3 separate regions of the Homo sapiens genome follow, and all the other regions are linked to region 1. Evidence: chromatin loops called from intact Hi-C (ENCODE). Cell type or tissue: PC-3. All regions are shown on one strand. Region 1 overlaps ABCC4 (ATP binding cassette subfamily C member 4 (PEL blood group)). Region 2 overlaps GPR180 (G protein-coupled receptor 180). Region 3 overlaps ABCC4 (ATP binding cassette subfamily C member 4 (PEL blood group)).

Region 1 (2,500 bases):
ACTCTTTGTTTTGGAGAAAAGATGAGCGGTTTGTTGTCCTGTTTTCTCATGCCTAATTATGGTGACATAACATTTAGCTAAGTACACTGACTCTAATGGGTGCCAGATAAATGTTTACTTGCTTTCAATTTGTTAATTTGGCTTTAAGAACCCAAGAGCTGGTGTTGGTAGAAGTGTTTGTTTACTCTCTCAGGGAAGTAAAAGTTAATATTGGGTTACAGCCAGTGTGTTTTACACAACTGGTTTTTCTCCAGTGTGTGCGTGGGGAGTATGTGTGTGTATGTATATTTATGTTCATCGATGCCTTCAACAGTGTAACAAAAAAACCAGATTCATATCATTCTTTTTTCTTTATAGATTAAGGTAAATGAGAGCTAAAACACTAGATAAAAGAAAAAAGAAACATATTGACTTCTTCCCATGTTTCTTTTTTTTAATCCAGTGGAAGATGCTTGTGGTCACTGAGGTATGGAATGCGAATGCTAGTACTAGATTTTAAGATAGACATATTCTCCTATGTTCCCTAATCAAAAATCGAGGGTTGCCCCAGTGATTAAGATTCTCAGCTTTTAGCCAGGCGTGGTTGTAGTCCCAGCAGCTCGGGAGGCTGAGTCAGGAGGATTACTTGAGTCTGGGAGGTCAAGACTGCAGTGAGCTGTGATTGCATCACTGCACTCCAACCTGTCTCCAAAAAAAAAAAAAGAATGATTCCTTCCCAGCTTGACTGAATGGGAAGTTAGGATGTGCATCCTACAGGAATTGAGGGGAGGAGGGTGGTAGTGGTTTGAACTATTGTTCTGTTTCTGAAACCTGGAAAGGGACTCTGGAATCCACTACAAGTTGCTAAATAATTTGTGGAGAACTGAAAGCAACCTCCATGATGAGCTTTTTATATGATCAGAAAGACTGTCTTGCGATACTCTATAAAATCTGATGTCCATATCCCACTTCCTTGCCAGAAAAAAAGAGTCATCAATAAAGAAGAAACATAATTGTAGGGATACCTATTTATCTGTTTATTCAGTTCAAATGACCACTGGAGTTGGTGCTAAATGTGCATTTTTAACAAGTATAATATTTCAGCACTGTCAAAATTACCTCTACAATAATAGGCTTGTTAAATTATAGCTCTATAAGCTAGGGGGTAAGATGGCTCTGCCCAGCACACATTAATCTATGCCTGTTCACACAAGTGATTCTGCTGAGCAGGTAGCATGTTTAAACAAGAAATACTGGTCCTAAAACCTCTGATTTATGGTAGGTGTTGTTTTGACACAGCACCATTCAGACAATTTACAAGGCAAAGCTTCGTGCTAAAATATTTCCTCAGTGTCATCATTCGTCACCAGTATAAATATTCAGTAGTGATGCTGGAAAATTGGTAATATGCCCATTGATGCCAAATCACTCGCTATGTTTCCTTTCAAGTGAGATCTGTTGTGGATATGGTTAAAAGAAACTATGATTTTTCTTCCTTGAGAGCAGATGAGCTGTAAGAAATTGAGAATAACAACCGTCCTGACAGCTTTCATGTACTCAATCTTGCCTATATTGCTTTTAATTCTGGCTTAAGTCCTGCGGGCTTTCCCTCCCACCCCCTTGCCTGATGCGTATTGTAAAGAACACATTTATATGTACATTAGTTAGTTTAAGAGGCTTTTTGTGTTCAAAGGAAGAAGTTAGTCATCACCAGAAAAGCTTTGTTGCAAAACAAAAACACACATTTCCCCTTTCATTTTTTCTTGTTAATAATAACAAATGCAAGTGACTATAAAGGGAATAACACAAAAGATTGCATCAATCATAATGATTCTCAATAGCCACATAAATATTGTTTTTTCAGCTTTGAATGAAACAGCTAAGAGTTTGAAGTAGGTGTGGTAATTAAATCCTGTCGGGTTATCACAAATTAAAAATAATGTTTTTTTCACATAACAATGGTTATATGTACTTAAACTCTTATCAGGGGTGATACGAAGTCATATTTTATGGGAGTTGCTCCTTTACTGCTAATAGTATCATAAAAGCCTTTGTTAGGAGTTTAAATAGTTACGTAGTTACATATATTTGATTGCTATTGTTATTTTGTCAGTAATCTGTATGTAAGCGATTACTGTAGCACTTGTCTACAGCTGGTAAATATTGCATCATTTTGGCATAATTTTTAATCTACTAGAATGTTCTGATTCATGGTTTTTCTCCATAATAAATCATACATGGAGATACTGACAACTTAGTAACAGAGAAAGCACTGTGTTTGTCCAATAAAATGTTAAAAAGATAAAAAACTAGGGAAGAATGTGCTTTGTTCAAAGTGATAATCATGTAATATTTCAGGAAATTATAAGATGACATTTTACTTAACTGTGTTAAATTGTTTTCCTATAGTGTATATAATGTGATACCTGCATGTATTTGTATATGCCTGTATCTCTCTCTCTCTGTCTCTCTCGATATATGTAAGTTCTCCACTTCAGTCTAATGTCCGTGGCTATGGTTT
Region 2 (2,500 bases), 530 kb after region 1:
AACCTAGTATTAAACATACTGTGCTTAAATAAGCTGATAGGAGCTCAAATTCAGGTAAATTATAATTAAATTCTGCAGTCTACATATAGTAGCATCCAGATAATTAAGATTATTTGATCTAACACTCTTTAAATTCATACTTTAAATGACACAAATTGTAGAAGCTCAGAAATTTCAAGAAAAAAAAAATGACACAAATTCCTTATGGGTCCCAGGTTTCAATTCTGAAATGAGGTATGCTCAAGTTTGCATTTCTGAGGATTACTAAGCAGAAACACTGAGTATCAATACCCACCTGTGTCATGACAATGAATACTGCAATGCCAGTGGATGCAGGCGTAGAATCCCACTGGAGAGGTCTGCTTTGAGACTTCTTCATTCTGACTATTGTCCAACCCATGCATAGACTCAAAAGTAAGTATAACATCTGAATTTGGGAAGCGATGTCAAAAACTAATGGGACATGAAAACCAACGTCAACCAAGTTTTCACAATATAAAAAATTTAGTGCTTTTTGCATTGAGAACATCTTTTTTTTTTTTTAAGAAAAACCACAAAAAGCCATTTTCAAAGAGAAGCTAACGAAATTCATTAAGAGATATTCGCAGGTAATAATTCTAAAGATTTAAAAATTGCCATAAATTTTGTAATATATTTATTAAAATAGTTAAAACAGCAGCAATACTATTTAAAAATACATATATATGCCCATACCATATGTCCATTAAGTCCAACCTTAACTCTTTTCGTTTCCCATTTTTCTTAGCTTTTCTAACTACATAATCCTGTTCTCTATAACTCACTGCTTATTAAAGCAAATTCTAAATACGATTTCTGCAATATGGAGAATACTAGTACCTTCATTTCTGGGTGAATTTTTTTTGATGGCTGAACTATAATGTGAAGAGTATTTTCTAAAACTATTAACAAGAAACAATACAATGAAATGCATAGCTCCCATAACATCCAAACATTGGCTTTACTTTCAGAATCCTGAAGACAAATGAGAAGCTCCATGCATTAGTGTGATGTGCCACCAGGTGGCCATCACCTACACTGCAGGGGAAGCCTGCTACTTCAAACAGAAAAGATGTATCAAAACCACCTGTATCCAGGTTAACACTACAAGAAAACAACAGAAATCTATAAATGCTTCAAGTTTCATATATATATTTATTTTATGAGGTAGCATTTAATGATTTTTAAGAAAACTTATCACTTTTCTTCACAGCATATTTTGATGTGAGTTTTAGGCTTTGGGTCAGAAATAGAAAAGAGTCAGTTATAACAGAGAGTGGAATTATAATAGGAAGAAAAACTTCAGCTTTGAGGTAAGAAAATTTAGGTCTGAGTCTAGTCTCTACCACTCAATAGCTGACTGACATGTGGAAGTATGTTTCACATCACTGAGCCCAGATCCTTTATCTGCAAAATAAGGATATGCAGACCCCTTTTCTATTGAGGATAAGATGAGAGAATGTATATAAATATACCTAAAAACAATGAAAAGGCAGAGTGTGGAGACTCATGCCTGTAATTCCAGGACTTTGGGAGGCCAGGGTGGGTGGATCCCTCAAGCCCAAGAGTATAAGGCCAGCCTGGGCAACATAGTGAGACCCCATCTACAGAAAAGGAAATTTAAAAATCAGCCAGGCATGATGGTATGTGCCTGTAATCCCAGCTACTGGGAAGGCCTGAGGCAGGAGGATCACCTGAGCCTAGGAGTTTGAGGCTGCAGTGAGCCGTGACTGTGCCACTGCACTCCAGCCTGGGCTACGGAGTAAGAACCCTGTCTCAAACAAACAAACAAAAAAACAACGAGGAGCTGTACACATTACCTATTATTAAGAAGAAACTAAGTAAGACATATGGGAACTTAAACTGTAATCCTGTTCTCAGTCAAGCTGATTTCTAAACAATTTTCGACAGAAAATTTATACTATGACAAGAAATAAAAAAAAAGCAGATAGCGAGTGTAAAAGCTTTTTAAAAAATGCTCAGAAAGATACTCACATTCTGCCAAACTTCCCATAAATGGTACCCCTATTCCATCTTTGGAGTAACTGAGGAATTGAAGAAGAGTAGTGTAAATTACAAATGTGAAAAAAATTGTTTATAATCAAAGCAAGCATAATTTTGGTGGACTAATTAGGATTAATTAGATGTAATGATGAACACAGTTTTAGTGGTTTTGAGTTACCTGGAGAAATGAATGTAATTAGCTAAAGCTGAACCAGCTTGTAACAGCAATGCAGTTGTCAGAACCTTTAAAATCATGTGCATGGGTCCGCCTTTCTTAATAGCCTGCCACAATGATTGAGCATAAATGCAAGCAATCACAAAGTACACTAGGACTAGGAGGAAAAAGAACTCATGTAACCCTGTGAAGAGAAGAAAGGGAGTTTGCTTCAGTAAAACAAAGCCAGTTATCGTATTGGGCTGCTTTCAAATCTCCCTGTCAATATATTTCTAGAACTTGTTTTTTAACTGGAGTCATAGC
Region 3 (2,500 bases), 54 kb after region 1:
ACAATGACATTATGCTGCATTAAGGTAATTGTCAGACAGTTACCAGACCCATAAGTATTAGGACATGAGTTTGTATTCCAGATATTAGGTTTATTATCCCTGAAGGCTTTAATGGCTATTTTCTCTTCTGGAACCACAGTATCAAAATCAGTTGTTTTCAGAATAAACCAGTGAGCACTAAATATCTCATAATAACGTAATTTTCATAATATTGCTGAAACTTCCTTGGCCCTTGATAACATTGAGTGTAGAGTCTGAGTTATCTAGACTTCTGCTAGCTAAAATCTTTGCCTCTAAGAAGTCTTCCTACTAGAAAAAAACAAATGAAAAATGAAGATAAGATGCAGAGGTTGGATTTAGGCATTTTAATTTTTTCTGTTTAAATTTGGGAGTGCTCCGAGTGTGCTAACTTGCACACAGCTGCACTCAGCAAAATACTGTAATATATTGAGGCACACGGAATTGCAAAACCTTTCTTCCCTACACACCCCTCATCTAAAAAAAAAAAAAAATCAGCAGCTTGACTGAGCTTAAATAACTGACTTTTCATATCCTTTCATGGAACACAAAGGACTAGTCCTGAGGCTACTTGAGCCACCAATGCAGGCAGCAGTGGAGACCACCACTGAATGTGCCAGTCCCTCCTCCCACAAACAAAACACATTGACTGCAGCTTTATGAAGTGAAATGCCCAAGAAAAAGAAAATGTGAAGGAGGTGTCCTCAGTCATTTCTTCCCTAGGGGGGTGGGAGGGCAGGATGAGGGGCAGGAGAAAAAGCTGCTGCATCTGGATGTGGAGAACAAAGCCATCCTAAGACTTGAGTATAATAGGTTGGGTCACTCGCTTTTATAGAAGCAAAAGAGTGGAACTGCCTTGACTTGTCTCAGTACCACTGACCCTTACATTTCATTGTGTAGAGATGTCAGGGAAAGTGTGTAGAAAGCACACTGAACAATGACTTTGTCATTTTGAGATTTCTGAGGTTTGTTCACCCCTTCCCCCAACTCCTACCCTCAAATCCCCATTGGACAAAAGAGATCGTTAGTTAGGTCGCCTTGCCGTCATTTGAAAGATCTCTGTTTTACTGAGTCTTTCAAAAGTAAACTCATCCATTTTAACTGAATCACGGCGTTCTCATGCTTTCAAAGTCAACAAAAGAGTTTTAGTCACTGCATTTACAAGGATGGACTAGTCTGTGAAAATGCCAGCCCTAGAGATAATGATTCATGCCAACTGCCACATTAAAGTGGATTTCCTTGTTAATAGACAGGGCAGTTGATGACATGAGTTACTGGAAATATTTGCCAACTCTTGACCCCTGGATTTCTGAGATCAGGATGATAGGATTCACACAGGCCCACTCTAACAATTCCTTTACCTTTTCTTTTTTAATGAAAGATGCAATGGTTGGGTTTTTTCCAGTGTGATAGCACATGTAGAAAGCAGTACTGTCACCATTAGTGTGGTGACAGTTAATCACTGGGGACCCTCCCAGGCTTCCCAGGCTGGCAACCAGTGTTCCAATTTTTCCCAGCATGTGTGTTCCAATGATAATGTTTGTAGTTTAACAAGAAGCTAATTAAGACCTAAAGAAAAAAATTAAGAGTCTCATTTTTATCAAGTCTGGTGGTATTCAGCAGAGCATAGAACTTTCCATTCTGGCATATTGGATGATGTCCATTGCAAAACAATAGTGGCCATTCGTGGTGCTTTCTCTTCTTGTCATTTTGCATCCTTAGTAATGATAAAATGGACAGCTATTACCCAGGAGAGGAAAATGGCCAAATGTTTACTTAATTGAGGACCTTTAAATTCTCTCTATGCTATTCTTGATTGATTACATTCATTTTTGTCTGTATACCTACTGAGTTTTCTTGATAAGATGAACAAAAAAAGGTTTGGACTGGAGAACTTGCCTGAGTTTTATTAAAATCTTGCAGTCACTATTTTCTATATGGATGTATCACTTCCATCTGATGTGGGGCATGGGTAAGTGTAATCTGTTCTACTTGTGAGTTTTGTGACTCACTTGTTTTCTTTCAGCCCTTTCCCTGGGTTCATTGACTTAGTGTTCTCTCTCATTTGCGTTGAGTCATGAAGCCGATAGTGCCGCTTGTGCATCGCAGCAAAGGGCCAGCCACCTATGGGACACGTATCAAACATGGATCAGGAGCCATTTTTGTTCTAGGGCACATGGGCTGGTTACCATTAGTTCTCACATTTGCCCTTTCCCACCCTCAATGCACCTGAGGAGATCATCTCTTAGCGTTATGGTTGTGTATTGATACACTGCCCAACCTCTGCCTGAACATGGCCAAAGGGATGGGAATGAAATTCTAGTGTCATATTTTTTTTACCCTATCTATTTTTATTGAGGTATAGTTTATATACAATAAAATCGACAGTTTTTTTTAGGTTGAATTTTACTAATTGTGTACATTCCAATATCCACCCTCTAAAACAAGATGTAGAGCATTTCCATCTCCTCAGGAAGTCTCC

Evidence for each region. Hi-C counts contacts between places; a loop is a spot of excess contacts. Peaks named below come from ENCODE experiments on the same cell type or tissue, not always from the same donor. Only the 100,000 strongest peaks of a DNase experiment are listed, where the experiment ranks them.
Region 2: a loop joins it to region 1, with 11 times the contacts of the local background. A loop is called at or near these places in 6 of 110 quality-filtered maps.
Region 3: it touches region 1 in a loop (10-fold over the local background); 4 of 110 quality-filtered maps call a loop at or near these places.

What each region holds. Positions count from the first base shown.
Region 1 is chr13:95,153,415-95,155,914 of GRCh38, reverse strand. All of the region lies in intron 19 of ABCC4 (ATP binding cassette subfamily C member 4 (PEL blood group)), which reads left to right. Among named protein-coding and RNA genes, the nearest start is that of SNORD13G, 56 kb to the left of the region's middle. In PC-3, no CTCF peak of the experiment used is centred here; a DNase peak (open chromatin) is centred at 1,294; H3K4me3 peaks cover 1,248 bases; H3K27ac peaks cover 2,500 bases.
Region 2 is chr13:94,619,031-94,621,530 of GRCh38, reverse strand. It overlaps GPR180 (G protein-coupled receptor 180), which reads right to left. Exons shown (of 9, transcript NM_180989.6): 4 at 2,201-2,381; 5 at 2,014-2,063; 6 at 296-453. Among named protein-coding and RNA genes, the nearest start is that of GPR180, 18 kb to the right of the region's middle. In PC-3, a CTCF peak has its summit at 1,034; no DNase peak of the experiment used is centred here.
Region 3 is chr13:95,099,367-95,101,866 of GRCh38, reverse strand. All of the region lies in intron 20 of ABCC4 (ATP binding cassette subfamily C member 4 (PEL blood group)), which reads left to right. Among named protein-coding and RNA genes, the nearest start is that of SNORD13G, 110 kb to the left of the region's middle. In PC-3, no CTCF peak of the experiment used is centred here; DNase peaks (open chromatin) are centred at 1,126 and 2,066; H3K4me3 peaks cover 1,127 bases; H3K27ac peaks cover 2,500 bases.